4 separate regions of the Homo sapiens genome follow, and all the other regions are linked to region 3. A link is an interaction called in ENCODE POLR2A ChIA-PET data of the cell type or tissue named here. Cell type or tissue: MCF 10A. All regions are shown on one strand. Links, peaks and the distances in the headings refer to the core of each region. The heading gives the core; the rest is flanking DNA.

Region 1 (4,734 bases), core at 421-4,420, 56 kb after region 3:
TCCTCAGATTTGCCTTTAAACAATACCATCTCTCTTGTGGTTTCCAAAGGATTCTGGAGCTGGAAAAGCAAGGCAAACTCACGCTTTCTTATTAGCTCCCTAATGGTGATATGATCCCTCATCCTTTATTTCCTCTGTTAGGAAGAAAACTCCTCCCAGGAAGAAAACTCCAAATGGAGAGAGAGGGAAGGAAATAGAAAGGGAGAGAAGGGAGAGGGGGTGGAGGGGAGAGAGCAGGTAGCTTGGCCTCCTCCTATGCAGGAGCAACAATGGTCTCTGTGACCTTTTACCCTGAGGGGCCAGAGAGGTCAAGAGAGGTCCCTGCAGACATGATCAGTCATTGATAGGACACAGTGACTTTGTCATCAGCCCCATGGCCATAAATCCTGATGGCATTCTTCTTCTTTTGAGGTTAAATAGAGGAAGGAAATAGAAAGGAACCTGGTACTCTCCCTGGAATCCACCAACTAATTTGAAACATAAGCTGGGCATGACTAGATCAGTGGTTCCCAAAGTGTGTTCCAGGGCACATTAGTCCTATAGCATGACCATATGTCTGTGTATCTGTGTGTGCATGTGTGTGTGAAAAAGGAGAAGGGTTTAATTTTCGTTGAAGTCTAGAAATGATGGGTTAAACAAAATTTACTAAATGCTGTATGTGAATTATTTCGGTTAATCTTGACAACTAACTTTTGTTGCAGATGCTATTATAATCCTTATTTTATTTATTTATTTTTATTTTATTAATTTTTTTTTGAGATGGAGTCTCCCTCTGTCACCTGGGCTGGAGTGCAGTGGCATGATCTTGGATCATTGCAACCTCTGCCTCCCGGTTTCAAGCAATTCTCCCTCCTCAGCCTCCCAAGTAGCTGGGACTACAGGCACCTGCCACCACACTCAGCTAATTTTTTTGTATTTTTAGTAGAGACGGGGCTTCACCATGTTGGCCAGGCTAGTCTCGAACTCCTGATCTCAGGGGATCTGCCTGCCTCGGCCTCCCAAAGTGCTGGGATTACAGGCATGAACCACTGCACCCCGCCTATAATCCTTATTTTAAAGATGAGAGACAGTTCAGAGAAGTTAAAAAGTATATCTAAAGTGACTCTTTTTTTTTAAGATGTGGTGCTGGATTTAATAGCCTGATTTCAGAGCCCAGATCTCTTGACTCCATGACTTTCTGTGGCCTTTTTAAAATGAACAGATATGTACCCTTAACTTCTATGAGATGTATATAGTGTGCATCTCTCAAATTTATTTGGCCATAAGCTTTTTTGAAGTTTTCTGAACTTTACAAGAGGTGAATGTTCCAGGGAACCTACTGTGTGAAGCAGTGGGCTAGATTTAATCAGATGTTGTACTCAAACAAAACTTCAGTTTGGCAAACCAAAAATCTGATGTTGCCAGCATCTGGATACAAAGAGCTAGTATAAAGTAGTGATGTGATACATTCTGCATTTAGAAATATTTGCGCTGAAAGTGTCTGAGTTACTTCTTCTCATTTCTCTTCCAGGTGTTTTATTCCAAACGTCTATGCTGCTTTGTTCACTGCAGCTCTTGTTCCTTTGACGTGCCTCGTGGTGGTGTTCGTGGTGTTCATCCATGCCTACCAGGTGAAGCCACAGTGGAAAGCATATGATGATGTCTTCAGAGGAAGGACAAATGCTGCAGGTTTGAAAGGAACTATATTTGTACTTTGGAGATGGAAACGCTTTAATGGTGGGAAAATGTCACTGAATTTTTTTTATCAAAAAGAGGGAAGTTCGGCTCATCTTTCAGCTCTGAAGCCACAAGTTAAGCTATAGCTCTCCAGTTTCTCCTGCTTCTTGGTACCTCTGATGTCTCCCTTTCTTCAGGGCTCTGTAGGTTTTATTGTTCATTCCAATTTTGTCCTTAAGATATTGATATCCAAGTAAATGAGTCGCAGCCTTGGGAGCCACTTCCCAAGCTTTCATTAAGTGAAGCAATAATAACTTGTGTTCTACCTGTGAAATCTGTTCATTTCTCTCCGATTCTGAGACTTCTGCACAGTTTAACAAACCTCCGCAGTGCTCATGAGTGTGCATGCAGAGCTCTGGTTGTGCTGACAGATGTTTAAAAACATGTAATCAGACAGCTACATGAGTGGCTACACATGTCTGGTTACTTAAGAGTGCAAGCCTTTCTAGTTCAAATTGGCTTTCACTACAGCTCATTTTTTCCCTTTGAATCATACCTAACAGAGGTTTTTATGATCTGATTCTTTTTATTATTGTTTTTAGACTAGAGTCCCTCAGGAATTTTCTTAACTAGAAGCAATAGCCACACACCTACATACAGAAAATGCTCTGTAAAATGTTATGTGAGTGACTGGGATATTAGGGAGCAGCTTAAGAGCTGGGAGTAGAGGATCCCTCTTGGGCCAATGAGGAACAGAAGTCTTCTTTTTTCTAAAGTTTTACAAGTCTAAAGCCAAATGAATGACAGTCTTAGAGGAATTCCTCACGTTTTAAGTGCTTGTCAAAGTTTAAGCAAGTAGCATATATAAGGTCTCTAGAATAGTGTCTAATACATTTTTAGGGGCTCAGTAGCTACAGGGCGTCACTCTAATGTAATGCAGTTCTAGTTCCTGAACTTGATCAGTTAATATGCAAAAGGATTTTCCTTGTAGTATAAAGAAAAGACACTCGTTTGTATTACTTTGTGGGATAGTTTGTAGCATAGCAGTATCTAGCCATCTCTTTTCTAATTCTTTCTCATTTAGCATGCAATCATTGTGTTGGCAGAATTTTCTTTTTTTTCTGAGACAGGGTCTTACTCTGTCACCCAGCTTGGAGTGCAGTGGCATGATCTTGGCTCACGGCAGCCTCTGCCTATAAGATTCAAGCAATTCTCCTTCCTCAGCCTCTTGAGTAGCTGGGACTACATTCATGTGCCACCATGCCTGGCCAACTTTTGTATTTTCAGTGGAGATGGGGTTTCACCACATTGCCCAGGCTGGTCTTGAACTCCTGAGCTCAGGCGATCCACCTGCTTCAGCCTCCCAAAGTGCTAGGATGACAGGCGTGAGCCACCACGCCCAGCCGAGGAATATTGTTTAAGGTTAATTAATTAATCTTAACTCCTTTAATAAAAAATATTCAATGTATAAATTCTACTTTTTCACGGGACACAGAAGTTATCTAGAAGCTATGCTTGTTTTTTCAGTTTTAATACTCTTTATTTTTTAAATTACTTTTTAAAAATGTAACTTCTTTCTTTTTACATTTATTTTAGGTTGAGAGGTATATGTGCATGTTTATTATGTAGATAAATTGCATGTCACCTCATGGGGGTTTGGTGTACAGATTATTTCACCACCCAGGTAATAAGCACAGTATCCAATAGGTAGTTTTTAAGTCCTCACCCTCCTCTTTCCCTCTACCCTCAAGTAGGCCCCAGTGTCTCTTATTCCCGTCTTTGTGTCTATATGTACTCAATATTTACTCCCACTTATTAGTGAGAACATGTGGTATTTGGTTTTCTCTTCCTCTGTTAGTTCACTTAGGATAACAGCCTCCAGCTCCATCTGTGTTGCTGCAAAGGAGATGATCTCGGTTTTTTATGACTGCATAATATTCCATGGTGTATATGTACCACATTTTCTTTATCCAGTCTACCACTGATGGGTATTTAGGTTGATTTCATGTCTTTGCTATTGTGAATAGTGCTGTGATTAACATATGTGTGCATGTGTCTTCATGGTAGAACAATTTCTATTCCTTTGGGTACATACCCAGCAATGGGATTCCTGAGTCAAGTAGTAATTCTGCTTTGAGTTCTTTGAGAGACAGCCAAACTGCATTTCACAATGGCTGAACTAATTTACATTCCTACCAGTAGTGTATAAGCAAGCATTCCCTTTTCGCTACAGCCTTGCCAGCATCTGTTATTTTTTAACTTTTTAATGATAGCCATTCTGACTGGTGTGAAGTGGTATCTCATTGTGGTTTTGATTTGCATTTCTCTAATGATTAGCAATGTTGGGCATTTTCATATGCTTGTTGGCTTCTTCATGGCACATATGTCTTCTTTTGAAAAGTATCTGTTCATGTATTTTGCCCACTTTTTAATGGGCTTGTTTGGTTTTTGCCTGTTCATTTGTTTAGGTTCCTCATAGGTTCTGGATATTAGACCATTGTGAGCGCATAGTTTGCAAAAATTTTCTCCCATTCTGTAGGTTGCCTTTTTACTGTGTTGATAATTTCTTTTGCTGTGCAGGAGCTCTTTAGTTTAATTAGGTCCCATTTCAGAAGCTATGCTTTTAATCAACTTGGGATTCATCTTATTAAAATGTACATTCTTTTGGGGGGAGAATGGTGGTTTGTTTTTTCCTCTAAGTGACAAGATTTATTGTTTTATATATAATGTAAAAGTGCCAATGTTTGCATGTTTTCAATAATGCTAACATAGGGGCCTAACATAGTGACTTAATTCTTTGAATGCCTAAATCACCCCTGCACCTCTTGAATATGCTTCATTACTGATATAGTAGATAAAACAGTACCCTGATTATCAGAAAAAGATAGCCCTCAAGCATTGAATATAAGGCAAAAGTTCCAGCACAGTTGTATCTTAATGAGGGAACCCTCTCTTGCAATAAAATGTGAATAGAAGCATTGCCCTATTGTTGTGTTACAAATTTAAAAAGTGTGATATTTCTAATTCCCCTATTCCCATGGCAATTTATTCTAATAGTCATTATACTTGGACTTCCAC
Region 2 (4,734 bases), core at 499-4,498, 78 kb before region 3:
AATTTAGAAGTGCATTTAAAATTTCTTAAACATATGGTTTTTTTGCTACTTTTTAATTATTGATTTCTAATTTAATAATATTGGATAAAAAATGTAATATGTCTAAAATGTCTTTATTTTGCCTGCAATCTTGCATAATATAATAGGTTGACAGGGTATAAAATTCTAGGTTAATACTTATACTTCCTTAACACCTTGAAAATATCATTTCATTGTTTCTTACCATCTGTTGTAACCAGTAAGAAGTTTATTGTCAGTCCATTATTCTAATGTAGATAATTTGTATTTTCTCCTTCTACTAGACTTTAAGATTCTCCAGTTTCATTACAATATATATTCATCTAGGTTTAACCTTATATATTTGATCCTTATTTTTTCTACTTAGTACTTTGTACTTTCAACCTAATGACTTATGTATTTCTTTAATTCTGGAAAATTCTCAGCAATACTTTTCATATACTTTTACTATTTCCTTCATTCGCTTTTTCTGGAAGATTTGTTGGAGGTCTTTTCTGTAGCATGAATATTACATCATAATTTTAAGCCTTATCTTTCTGTGCTGCATTCTGGGTAAGTTCCTTAGTTTTTGTTACCCCTTCATTAATTCACCCTTTGATCCCAGTTTAAAGTTATCCCATTTATTGTATCTTTTAATTGCAGTAACTGTATTTTTTTTTTTTTTTTTTTTTGAGACGGAGTCTAGCTCTGTCGCCCAGGCTGGAGTGCAGTGGCGTGATCGCGGCTCACTGCAAGCTCCGCCTCCCGGGTTCACGCCGTTCTCCTGCCTCAGCCTCCCAAGTAGCTGGGACTACAGGCACCCACCACCACGCCCAGCTAATTTTTTGTATTTTTAGTAGAGACGGGGTTTCACCGTGTTAGCCAGGTTGGTCTCGATCTTCTGACCCCATGATCCGCCCGCCTTGGCCTCCCAAAGTGGCGGGATTACAGGCGTGAGCCACAGCGCCCGGCCAGTGATTGTATTTTTTTCAGTTTTAAGCTTTGTGTTTTTCATCTTTACCTATTCTTATTTCACTTCTGACTGTGTATATTTTATGAATTCATTGTTTTTATTGACGGTTTTGTCTTTATTAATTTCTGGTCATTGTTAGCATATTCTTTTAATACCTTTGTCAGATTGTTTCATAAAGTTAATTTTATCTAAAGTGCATTTATGTTCAAATTGTTGATTTTATTAATTGCCTTTTATTTGTACCTGCCCAGTGTCTTGATTTTTGTTCCGTTTCTGGTTCACAAAAAATGTTTGCTTGTATTTGTCCTTGGCATCATTTTTACTCCCCAACCTTATTTTTTTAATCCATCATTGGTATGTATTTAGAGTGGACTTTCCTGCTTGAACTCATTGTGCATCTTGAACTGAGAGTCCCAAACAGCCTGGTTGAGTAAGAGGGGAAAATAAAAAAAAAATTTTTTGGAGTTGTCTGTCATTCAATAGTTTTTAATGTCAATTAGGACAAAAGCAACCTTTTCTTTCCTTACATCCATGTTGGTACTCATGGCTCTGAAAAGTTTACTTTGAATTAACTTGAAGCTATTCTTATTTAGATTGGCTTAATCTTAGAACTGTTTGGCTGTTACTTATAATTTACTTCCTAATGCAATATACTACCATAAACATTGAAAAGTATGGTTTTTTGGAGGGAAAAGATAACAGTGAGACTGGCGATGTTTGAGTGCCAAAAGATATTACTTAAAGACTTCCCCAGTGAATACTTGTATGAAAGCTTTCTGTGATCTAGTCTGGATATGATGGTGCTCCCTCAGCCAGAACCTCTGCTTAATTCCCCTCTCCCTTTCACTCAACACATATTTTATTGAGCACCTATTATATGCCAGGCACTGCTCTATGCACTGGATATATGACAGCAGACAGATCATATAAAATCTCTACCCTCTTGGAACCTACATTCCAGCTTATTGTTAATAATAGCTTTGCTCAGAGAGGGTTTTTATTAATCACTGAAACACTGAAGAAAGTATAATTCTAGGATTGTTTATTTTACAAAGTATTGGTAGGAAAAGTAAAGTGATGATTCTAGGATCTGCTTTTGTTATCTTTCAACCCAGGAAGTATATCTAGGGGAAGCCACTTTTATTCTTATTACATTTCTAGAAACCTGCCACAAGAAATCCTAACCACATACATATATACTTGTGTTTCTCTATTTTCGATAGTAAATCTATGCTGGTGGAAGACTATCAGTTATTCTAATGTTATTGTTATGGATTTAAGATAAAATAAGCACAGGAGAAGACTGATAATCTGTTTTATTTGTCTATCAATCAAAGGTGCCAGTTTTAGAAAACATGTTCACTTCTTCCAGCTTTGAAAACAAAGTTAAACTAAAGCAATGAAAGGGAAGCACATTGTCAGTTTAAACCTCAAAGTTACATTTTAAAACATAATCAAAGAAGGGGCCCATATTTAATTAGATACAAGATACAGATTAGAGTTTCTCTCATTAATTAGGTAGCTGTGTGAGAAATCACTCTTAAAAGCAGTTTTAGGGTATTAGTTTTCACTGACTTACACATTTTGTTCTGATCTGCTGCTGTGATTAATGAATTTTTGAGCAATGACGATTAGGTTAATTTGAGTTCATTATTCAAATACCAGCGCCTAACAGATGGAACACTAAACTGAAGGTCAGGAAATGTGAATTCCACTCTAGGCTCACAGCTGACTTTCCATGCAATTTGAATTTCTTCTGCTTTGTGAAGATATTTGTGGATTAATGTTACTGTAAATAAAATGCTCTAAATGACAAGGATATAAAGTACTATGAAAGCAAATGGGAAAAAATGATAACTTAGGATAAAGAGTCTCTCTTCATCTGGGAATAATATTTAGAATTCATAAACAACCTTTTAGGGGAAAATTTAGATGCTGTACAGGTGGCAGAATTGCTTTTTTTTACTTGACTTTAAAATAATAATACCTGATACTTGAATAGTGATTTCCAGGTTTTTAAACACTTTCTTGTCCTACTCTTATGTGAACCTTAGAAAAGCCCTGTAAGTTAGACCATTATTCTCTGTGGCCTCATGTGGAAAATAGACAATAATCTGATTTCCTGGAGAGATTAAGAGAGATTAGACATATATATGTTGTCCTTCAAACCTGATGCCATTTTAGAGTTCTCCATGTAAGAAGTTCCTGTCATTCTTACCTAGCCTCATATCTTCACATAGTTCAGAAATAACGTGTTTTCTCAAGCATATAACTTGGTCTTCTTATTTTCCTTAGGCCTTCAAAATGCATTGTCGACTTGTTTTCTTCTGAAGAACTGTTCCTGTAAACAGCTCCTAGCATTTATTGCAGACTAGCAGAGCAGTAAAAGAACTGCAGTTATTTCAGGCTAAGAATCTACCTCCCCTCACTGACTGTCTTTTGAGGACTTGGATATAAATCTGATTCTGTCTTGTAACCAAAATATGAGTTGCTTTGATTTTGTGAAATACAAGAGCACACTCAGTGTTCAAACTATTCCACAAAGAGAAAATATATTATCTGTGTTACTATCTAGTGTTCACTAAGAATCCAAGCTAAGTCAAAAGGCCAGGTATGGTTGGCATTTACTGTGAATTTATGAATCATCCATGATTTTGTTGCTGCTGCTTCTTATTCCATACTTGGCCATTGCCAGCAATGGGACTTTATACAGGTGAGTTGGCTGAGTTTCAGTACAATGCTCTGTTTAATTGTAAACATATATGCACTGGGTATAAATAGGGTGGTGTTTTGTACCAGGTATTTTTTTCAGGTAACCAGGTCAATAATAAATTATTGAGTGATATACTGTGATGTTTTTCAGTTTGTGGATTAATTTCACAAACTGCATGGAAGCAAAAAGCCTTGCTCTGTTATAACTCAAACAAAAGCCCACAGAAGGAGAGAAAGGATGCTGCAAAGGCTGGAGCCAGCCAGTTTGAACCGGCACTAGTTAGTAGTGACACAGAGAAAAGAGGTGGGACCAGCACAGGAAGGAGGAGCATTCACACTCAGAGGGGAATTACATTCAGCCACTGCCTCATTTCTCAGGTTCACTGTAAAGGCCATTTAGAGGATGTAATTTAACTGTGTGGTTATAGGCCTAATGTTTTCACAAACTTCTTATTCTTCTGTGAAGGAGACACAGAAGTAGCTGTTTGTGCTACAGCAGTGCTTTTTGCATTTCCCCTCCTGAGATTTGCTTTTTTCCCCCCTCCCATTTAGAACTGAATGTGGATACTGGTAAAATAGCATCCTTAGTTTTGGACATTTCCTGAGAAAAAAATGAAAACAAAACCAGCTTTTAGAGAATTTCTAAGATCATGGCAAGGAAAAGTACTTAAAAAAAAAAAAGTCTAAGCAGATAACACCATCCAAAGCAAATAAAACTCCTTCAAAACGATATCTAGTTACAATATTGTAGAATGTGCATAAAGAAACTCCATTTGCTCTAAATAAATAGAGACAGGATATCTTTTATAACACCTGGTGAAAATTAAAGTTACAAAAGACTTTCTTAAGTAAAGGCAGTCAAATTGATTAACATTATATGATCAGTCATGTGAATATTTAAAATACAAATAGCCATTTTTTAAAATGAGAATGACTTTTAAGAATGAGTTAAATTGAGTGGGCAAGAAGGTGATTATAGGTCTTCTGGTATCTTTCAAGCTCATCATTGTCAAATCAGTTCTGTCTCATTAATTTCAGGGTTTACTACTACT
Region 3 (4,734 bases), core at 330-4,329:
CATTTAGGAGCATATTGTTTAATCTGCATGTAATTGCATGGTTTTGAGCAATTGTCTTAGTCTTGACTTCTGTTTTTACTGCACTGTGGTTTGAGAGTGTGTTTGGTATGATTGTGGTTCTTTTGCATTTACTGATGATTGTTTTATGTCCAATTATGTGGTAGATTTTAAAGTATGTGCCATGTGGCGATGAGAAGAATGTATATTTTGTTGTTTTTGGGTGGAGAGTTCTGTAGAGGTCTAGCAAATCCATTTGGTCCAACTTTGAGTTCAGGTCCCGAATATCTTTGTTAATTTTCTGCCTCAATGGTCTATCTAATACTGTCAGTGGAATGTTGAAGTCTCCCATTATTGTTGTGCGGGAGTCTATGTCTCTTTGTAGGTTTCTAAGAACTTGTCTTATGAACCTAGGTGCTCCTGTGTTGGGTGCATATATATTTAGGATAGTTAGGTCCTTTAGGTGAATTAAACCCTTTACCAATATTTAATGCCCTTATTTGTGTTTTTTAGTCTTTGTTTGTTTAAAGTCTGTTTTGTCTGAAATTAGAATCGCAACTTCTGCTTTTTTCTGTTTTCCATTTGCTTGGTAGATTTTCTTCCATCTCTCTATTTTGAGCCAATGGGTGTCATTATGTGTGAGATGACAGCGTACAATTGGGGCTTGCTTTTTTATCTGGTTTGCCACTGTGCCTTTTAAATGGGGCATTTAGCTTGTTTACATTCAAGGTTATTATTGATATGTTTGGATTTGGTCCTGTCATTGTGGTGTTAGCTGGTTATTATGCTGGCTTGTTCGTGAAGTTGCTTTATAGTGTCACTGATCTGTGTATTTAAGTGTGTTTTGTATTAGCTGGTAACAGTCTTTCTCTATTTAGTGCTCCTTTCAAGATCTCTTGTAAGGCAGGTCTGATGGTAATGAACTCCCTCAACATTTGCTTATTTGAAAAAGATCTTATTTCTCCTTTATGTAGGAAGCTTAATTTGGCTGGATGTGAAATTTTAGTTGAAGATTTTTATATTTTTTAAATTATTAATCAGCCTTTAATTGGCTAATTTGGACCATGCCATGCCTTAACAATGACAAACAATATCTTGTGTTTTTTAAGGATTTATTCATTATCTGGTTTCAGGTATTGTGTGGTAGGAAGTTCTTTAGAAATTACCAGACCCTGGAGGGTCCTTGTTCTTACACACTCTAGCCCCCATCCTAGTTCTCAGTCCCTGCAAGCTTCACACACATGTGAACAAATGCAGAGAAAAATTACTTGTGACCCAGGTCATTTACCTGGTCTCTTTTTCTGTCTTAATTTCCTTAAGCTGATTATTGATTACAAAGAAAACCTCTGGACTTTGGAGGTAGGGGAAATGCTGGCCAATATTTCATGAAAACCATTCACTGTCCTCTGCATCATTAGTAGAAGAAACAGACATGCAATCCTATAAGCCTACCAAAGGTCAGATTGATGAATTTTAGGTATCCTGTGGCAAATGGTGAAAATCAGAGATGACGCTCACCTGCTCCAGCTTGAGGATATAGACTAAGTTAAAATGGAATAAAAGATAATGTGACCAAAGAAAAGAAAGTCATTTAGTTCATTTTTTTGTTGTTCATCAATTCAATAAATATTTTTTAAGCACCTTCTATGTGCCAATTGCTCTAGTAGACACTAGAGATACAGTAATAAAAGTAGTCCCTGATATTAATCCTTGGTGTTAGTAAAAAGAGAAAGTACAGGGATGAAAAGGGAAGCTAATGAGGGAACAGAGAAACAGAGAAGAGAACTTTAACATTGATCTAGACTGTAATATGATTGGAAGACGTAGGGATATTCAGGATATAAACTGAAGAGTTCCAATGGGAGAACCGTTTATGAAATCATTGTTCCATTGCACTCAGTAGTACCAAGCAGTCCACAAGAATTGACACACATTTCAAACATGACTTACTACAAGCATGGCTTTCAAAATGGATATATGTGACTCATGAAGAGCCTTGTTCAATCTACTATTGCTAAACTTTCAATTTTGACATATTTTTCATTAAGAGGTGCTGTTCTGTCTTGCAATACTGATTGACCAGCCGCCAAACCACATGAACTACATTTGGACCACAATTGGCAGAATGTATTCTAATGTGAAAGATAATACAGCAAGTACTTCTTTGTAATTCCATGTTCAAAATGAAAGTATAAAATAAGCACCAAAAAAAAAATGATAAATTTTCCATTTAAAATGTACCAGTGGATCTGTGGGGGTCTATGAAATGTCTTTTGCTTTCCTATCTGAAGGAGAGCTCAAGTTGTTTATATTGTGCTGTTACTTCAGCAGTGAGTCAGGAACACTTTATCCTCCCGTGGCATGAATACAGGGGGTGATTGCAGGCAAAACAACCAGTCAGAGCAATTATTACATGCTCTTTGGAACTCTGTGCTGTGCCTCTTGGTAAATAGGATTTTATGATAAAAGCATCAAGATGTAGACATGTCACCAGTGATGTGAATTGTTGTTAAGTAGAGTTATAAGGTACAAATGTATGTATGCCCTTGGATGTGAATTTACCCCCAGGACAATGTTTTCCAGTGTGTGGTTTCCAGGTGACTTGTATCACTAGAAAATTTCGATTTCTAGTCTCCTACAGAGATTCTTATTTCTCAGGTCTAGTGTGGGCCCTGGGTGTCAGCACTTTGAACAAGTCCTCAGAGGATTCTAATGCAGATTGAGGTTTGAAAGCTATGGACCTAGAAGAAAAAGAATCACTTCCAATCAGTCAACATAACTAAATTGTTAACAGAAAACTATAATTTTATATATTCAGCAGTATAAAGTATATATGATATTCTGAAAGAATGTAAAACAAATATATTATATTGAGAGTATTCATAATCTACCCTACTATGTTTTTAACAAGTACATGCTGGATCTTCTATATTCACTTAGAAAAAGAAAATGATATACAGAGACCTAATAAAGAACCTGGTTCTGAAAGGGAAGGAAATACCTTTTCTGAAAGTCTCTGAGCATCTTTTCTCTCTTCTGACCTTGTCTGTTCTGAAAGATGAATGTCCTACAGGCAATCCCAGGGGGTCTTCCTAGACTGCAATTCTCCCTGCCCTTAAATATGTGGAGTTAACTGAAGCTCCAGACAGCTCAGCTCCAGATGAATTTCTCAAACAGTTCCTTCTGCTGTCCCGGGACCTGGCCAGAGATTCCATGGGAGATGCCTTTGGTAAACTGGATATGGGAGATTTACATAGCAGCATAGTGGGAGAGAGGTTTTGGCAGAGCCTCTTCAAGAGAAGTGTTGAAAGAAAAGCTGAGATTTATGTTACACAGTATCTTGACCTCAAGTAGTGTTTGCTTTGGGTTCTTAGGTGTGAAAGGCAACTTTTGCATTTCTAAAAAGAAGAAACTTGTAGGTCTTGCATACCATGTTTGCCCTAAGTCAGCTAAAGGGGAAAATGCAACTGGACATTCATACAAATAAATTAAGAAATTAATCTTAAATCCTTTTGTTAAATAGTCACATTTGGATTCCTTTATGAAGCTGTCTTCTAAAGCAGAGTTATACTGATTCAATAAATAAATATCCCTATATTTGATGAAGCAAACTTAGGATTCATGCTAATACAAATGACAGAAATCCAGTGTAAACTGCCATGGCTTAAGCCTTAAAGCTTAAGTAAGTTGGCGAATGACTGGCTTCAATCATTGCTGAATTCAGAGGTTCAAGATGTCACAGCATTCTGACTTTCACCATCTAGGTGTTGAGCCGGTGTTATAGAAATCGGTCATTTCATCACTGTAAGATGCCTCCCTCAGGGTGGCAACATAATGGCTGGTGGCTTCAGGTTCTCATCCTTTCAGCCTACCAGTCCAGAAGAAAGATAGTTTCTCTTTTCAACAGTTCCAACAGAAGTTCTAAATAGGAGTCCTGTTGGCTGCATGGATTCAATATCCACGCCTGAACTTATCATTGTGGCTAGGAGAGCAGATAACATTGATTATCCAGGTCATATGCCCATGGCTAGAGCAAAAGCAGGGAAGATGAGGTCAGTTATGATGAAATCACATGAATTTCAAAGGAAATTCTAAACTGCTGTTACCAGAAGAACAGGGAATAAATGTACTGGCAACTAGCATCTATGTCTGTTACACAGGTACACCATAATTAGTAAGTAGTAAGGAAAGTAGCAGTGGGCTTTTTGTGCATTCACCTTTGTGATTGTTGTCTCCTTTAATCTGGTATGGATGATCATTTTAGCCAGAACACCTTTAACCACTTTTTCTTACCTTAAGACTTATACTATTTGATGAGTCTGTTATACTTTAGAGCAAAGTGAGACCAACATTAAGACAGCTCTTCTTGCCCTTGGCTAACAGCAACAGATGTAATAGCTTTGAACATTGCTGTACATTAATTTACTTGGTTATTTCTCTTCTGTGGGAAAAAAATGGATATGATGCCACTTGATCCCTCTTTTTTCATAAAAGTCTGATGACTTGGAAACTGTTTTGTAATTATTTTTTAATCCTTAAATTCCTGGGATTTCGGTGATAGATGTCATTCAAACAAACTGGTTGTTAGTGAAAATACTGCTATCTGAGCACATGACCCTTAAAAAATGATTATTTTCTATTTCTCCACATCGTTAGCTCTTCAGATTCACTATGATTATTTAAATATATGTAGAGCGAAATCTAATTATTCTGGTGCAGAACATTTTTCATACATTT
Region 4 (4,734 bases), core at 455-4,454, 62 kb after region 3:
AACAAAAGAATGTTAAAAATACCGTGGGCATCTCTATAGAACAGAAATCAAGCAGAAACACCAAATGTACTGGTAGACTAGGCCAAAACCATAGACCTGATATCTCCTGGGGTCCAGAAGCAGGTAGATGCAGGACATTTTGTTAGGCTCAAAATCTTCCATGATTTCTGTAGAACTGAGCTCCAAGCTAATCACTCTTTTTGTGGATTAAATGTGCCTGACAACAGAAGCAACTTTGCATCACATTTGTTCACTGGTTATAATGAATACAAGTAACCATCCCTTACACCGTGTATTTTGAGTGACTTTTTTGTTCTCAACATCCCTTAATTTCAAACAGAGTTCAAATAAACTCAGTGAAACCCAAAGGAATGGGGAGAACAAAGAATAAGCACCTCATAAATGGAATACACTCAGTGCTATAGATGCCCACTGTCAACCCCTTCCCTCCCTGAGCATGGCCTGGGACAGGACAACTCGGCTTTTTGTGGCCCTTTGACTGCCATGAACCAAATTGTTGAAGGTCAGTGGCTCCTAATGAGAATCACTTGCCTCCTCTTCCCTTCAGTGGGTGGATGTGCAGTGAGAATGAGTTATGATAAAGGTATGTACCTGAACTAAATTTCAATATCTCAAGCAGCATTTTAAACAAAGCCTGTAATTTTCGGGCTTGGTTTTGATCTCTGGCAACGATAAGCATGTCTCTCTTTTTAGGCTCATTAGAATTTACTGACTCCTTTCTGATTCATGATCCAGTTCTTATATGAGGAATGATTCATGGATCAGGAGAGGAAAATTCATTTCAATCAAGAAAGAAAGTAGATGATTACAAATCCCCTTCTTCTAAAAATCCCACACATAGGTTTCAATATGATATATGAAAATGGAAATGTGGCTGGATCCAGCTAGTCATGTAATGTGAACCTGAGGTATTTAGAATCTCCTGGTACTGTAATGGCCACATCTCTTACATGGGAGCATTATTTGAGGATGAATGCTTCCATTTCTTCAACCTTAGAGTGAACAACAATAGTAATATAAATCAATATTTTATTATTATTATAAAAATTATTGAAAACTTTTTATAGTGAATATTGTAAATGCTCATCCCTTACATCCTAAAGTTGAGTGCCTTTTTTACTCTTGTCGTTTTTAAAATTTCAAATAGAGCAAAGGAAATGAAATCCAAAGGAAAAAGAGGGAAAGGAAAGAGCTCCTGGTAAATAAAATAAACTGTGTTTCAGTCTCCAAAGATGGCTGCCATCAGTTACTTTTCTCCTTTTATGTAGGTGCTACTCCTCACATCAAAGGATGGAGACTAGTTCTCATCCTTTTACATCTGGACTGTCTTTGGACTTGCTTAGACCAATGTAATGTGATGGAAGTGATGCTTTTTCATAATGGGCCTAGACTTTAAGATGAATGGCAGTTTTAGATTCCTTCCTCTTGGAAGCCACCATCTAAGTTCAATTACCCAGAGACCACCACGGTGGTAGAAACCCCACGCTGGCCATGTGCAGCAGACATGTGCAAAGGCAGGCTCAGCCAGCCTCCAGTTGTGTCAGGCAAACCAGCTCTGATTCCAGACATGGACATGTGAGTGAAGAAGGCTTCTTGTAGGTTCCATCCCCAATGGACACCACACAGAGTTGAAAACCTGCCTAGCCCAGATTGCAGAATTGGGAGAAATAGTACATTATTTTAAGTCACTAAGTTTGGTGCTAGCTTATTTGAAGCAGTCAGTAGCTGAAACATTCTGGTGTTTCAATATCCTCATTATTCTCACATCAAACTTGTAAGTATGTCATTGTCCTTTTAAATGTTACTGCTTGCAGAAACCTTCAGGATTTATAAATAAAAATGGGAAAACATGATATGATTTTTTTTCCTAAAGCAGAATTGGGGCTTCTGCTAAAGTAAAGTAAAAGTGATCTTACCCAGTAACAGTATGTACTTGAATAGGATCCAGAATGACCAACATTACAGGTTTCACATGTCCTTGGCAGTTAGATGCCTGTTTGCAGTCTACTCCAAGCTCCATTTCTGAAAATAACATTTTAAAAAAACAATGCCTTGGGGCCTAAGGAAAACCCCAGCTTCTCACTCAACCGTGAACAGACACTCCCACTCAAGCTTGAAAAAATCTTTGTGAAGCACAGTTCACTCTTCCCACATTTTGCCAATAGTGGTGGGGGAAATCCCACATGTTAAAAACACATACATATGGATGCCCATTCTCTGCTTAGGTTTTTGATCTCAATCCTCGAAGATTCATATCAGAAATCTCTCTGCCTGGAAGATGATGTGTAGTCATTCAGTGTTTGTTTTCTTCATTATTGTTTCTGAAAACACTTAGGATTTGATACTGCTCATGAAAAACTCCTAGAACAATAACATCAGGAGTTGCCTAAGGCTTTGCACATCATCATGAAAAGTAAAAAGGAAAATCATATTTTTGAGAGAAGGTTTAAATTTCTGTTGAAACACCCCTGATTTACAATGTAGCCAAGAAGGAAAAGGGGCTGACCACTTGTGGCAGACCGGGCCTTTCTAGAACTCAGGTTTCCTGGATTTCTTACTTTAGTGAGCTGCCTTTTACCAGTCTCAATTGGAGATGGATGAGGACAAAGGTAATCCCCAACTCTGGCTATTTCAGTACTAAACTATTATGTTTAATTGACATCTTTTTTCTAGGTGGACAGAGGGCATAGAGCATGGATATGGGACGGGGGTGAGAGAAAGAGTAAAGGGCTGGCACTGCATGTAAGTGCAGGTGTGCATCTCCCTTTGCACCTTGGTGGTCCACATCATGGTTATTGTCATCATCACTGCCACCCATTACGATTCACCATTCATCAGGCACTGTGTTAAGAATTTCACGTATGTTATCTCAGTTTAATATATATATATATGTACATAATATCTGTACATATTTATGGGGTACATGTGACATTTTGTAACATACATAGAATGTGTAATGATCATGTCAGGGTATTTGGGATGTCCATCACCTTGAATATTTATCATTTCAATGTGCTGGGGTCATTTCAAGTTATCTCTTCTAGCTATTTTGAAATATACAATACATGTTGTTAACTATAGTCAACTAGTTTGCTATCAAACATTTTATCTCAATTTTTACATGAAGCCTATTAAGCAGGTATGATTTCCTCTAGTCAGACAAGGAAATCAAGGAAATGAGAGGCTTAGAAACGTTTTCACATTTACAGGGCTGCTCAGTTGTGGGATTAGAATCAGAGGTTGATTCACAAGCTCTCCAGAGCTGCCATTGTTGTTCACATCAATACTTCTGCCCTTACCATTTTGTTTTCAAAACTCTTCTTGGTAATAGTGACATGTAAACATTAAATTTTAAACTTAGAGAACTCTAATTTCATAAAAGTAGTATTAGACTTTACACCCAGCTCCGCACACCCTGCAAAAAAAAAAAAAAAAAAAAAAACTTGAAGTGATCAGGGTTGGAAAATTACTCCTTCATCTTCTACTTAATCTTCTGATTTCCAAGAAAGATTGCCCCTCTTTATGGTACCAAAACATCCCTAGTTTTCCTCACTATTCTCATATGTAATGCAGGTGTAATAACACTATTTAATTTCGTACAGTTGTGTGAAAGATAAAATTTTAATTCATATAAGTATTTAGTATAGTTCCTGAAACATACTAAGTCCTCAATATGTGTTAGTATTTTTATTAGTATAAGAACCCTTTCAATATGTAATTGGTACAGAATGCAGTCAGATATGTAACTCCTTTCTTCTCTACACTTCATCAATATCTCTCAAATGTTCCCCTCCCTTTCTTCATGATTTTGCCTGGTGTATTAGCTCAGGCTGCCATACAAAATACCATAGACTGGGTGTCCTAAACAACAGACATTTATTTGTCACAGTTCCAGAGACTGGAAGTCCAAGATCAAGGCGTCAGCTGATTCAGGTCCTGGCGAGGCTTGCATGGACATTTTGCTCTCTCCTCTCATGGATGAGAGAGAACCCTCTCATGTCTCTTCTTATAAGGACACTAATTCCATCATGGGGGCTCCACCTTCATGAGATTATTACCTCCTGAAGGCCTCATCTCCAAATACCATTGCATTGGGAGTTAGGGCTTCGACATACAAATTTGGGGGATGGAGGAAACAATTCAGTCCATAGCACCTTGGTGATGTCTCCCATCATCTCATCCTTAGACTATTACAGCTGTCTTGAGACCAATATTGTTCAATTCTTGTCTATCCCCATTCCACACTGAAGCATTCTAAAAAGCAAAATTGGCCATGTCATAAAATCATCTAATGACAATCATTAGGCTATAGAATAAAAGGAAAAAATCAGGAGCTGGGCATGGTGACTCACGCCCGTAATCCCAGCACTTTGAGAGGCCGAGGCAGGTGAATCATCTGAGGTCAGGAGTTCGAGACCAGCCTGGCCAACATAGTGTGAAACCCCGTCTCTACAAAAAATACAAAAATTAGCCGGGCATGGTGGCAGACGCCTGTAATCCCAGCTACTTGGGAGGCTGAGGCAGGAAAATGTCTTGAACCCGGGAGGCAGAGGTTGCAGTGAGCCAAGATCATGCCATTGTACTTCAGCCTGAGCAACAAGAGTGAAACTCTGTCTCAAAAGTAAATAAATAAATAAAAATTTAAAAAATAAAATAAATATTCACTACTTCTCCACATAGTCTTTAATGTCCTAACCATACTTAACTAGTGCT

Evidence for each region. ChIA-PET counts read pairs that join two places held together with the same protein. Peaks named below come from ENCODE experiments on the same cell type or tissue, not always from the same donor. Only the 100,000 strongest peaks of a DNase experiment are listed, where the experiment ranks them.
Region 1: POLR2A ChIA-PET joins it to region 3 with 10 read pairs; 2 of 35 experiments call an interaction of 5 or more read pairs at or near these places.
Region 2: POLR2A ChIA-PET joins it to region 3 with 12 read pairs; 2 of 35 experiments call an interaction of 5 or more read pairs at or near these places.
Region 4: POLR2A ChIA-PET joins it to region 3 with 29 read pairs; 2 of 35 experiments call an interaction of 5 or more read pairs at or near these places.

The regions. Positions count from the first base shown.
Region 1 is chr5:91,070,937-91,075,670 of GRCh38, forward strand. It overlaps ADGRV1 (adhesion G protein-coupled receptor V1), which reads left to right. Exons shown (of 90, transcript NM_032119.4): 86 at 1,511-1,668. Among named protein-coding and RNA genes, the nearest start is that of LUCAT1, 240 kb to the right of the region's middle. In MCF 10A, for the core only: a CTCF peak has its summit at 3,834; no DNase peak of the experiment used is centred there.
Region 2 is chr5:90,936,787-90,941,520 of GRCh38, forward strand. All of the region lies in intron 83 of ADGRV1 (adhesion G protein-coupled receptor V1), which reads left to right. Among named protein-coding and RNA genes, the nearest start is that of LUCAT1, 380 kb to the right of the region's middle. In MCF 10A, for the core only: no CTCF peak of the experiment used is centred there; no DNase peak of the experiment used is centred there.
Region 3 is chr5:91,015,147-91,019,880 of GRCh38, forward strand. The region is part of intron 85 of ADGRV1 (adhesion G protein-coupled receptor V1); the gene reads left to right. Among named protein-coding and RNA genes, the nearest start is that of LUCAT1, 300 kb to the right of the region's middle. In MCF 10A, for the core only: no CTCF peak of the experiment used is centred there; DNase peaks (open chromatin) are centred at 2,015 and 2,345.
Region 4 is chr5:91,077,149-91,081,882 of GRCh38, forward strand. The region is part of intron 86 of ADGRV1 (adhesion G protein-coupled receptor V1); the gene reads left to right. Among named protein-coding and RNA genes, the nearest start is that of LUCAT1, 230 kb to the right of the region's middle. In MCF 10A, for the core only: no CTCF peak of the experiment used is centred there; a DNase peak (open chromatin) is centred at 2,103.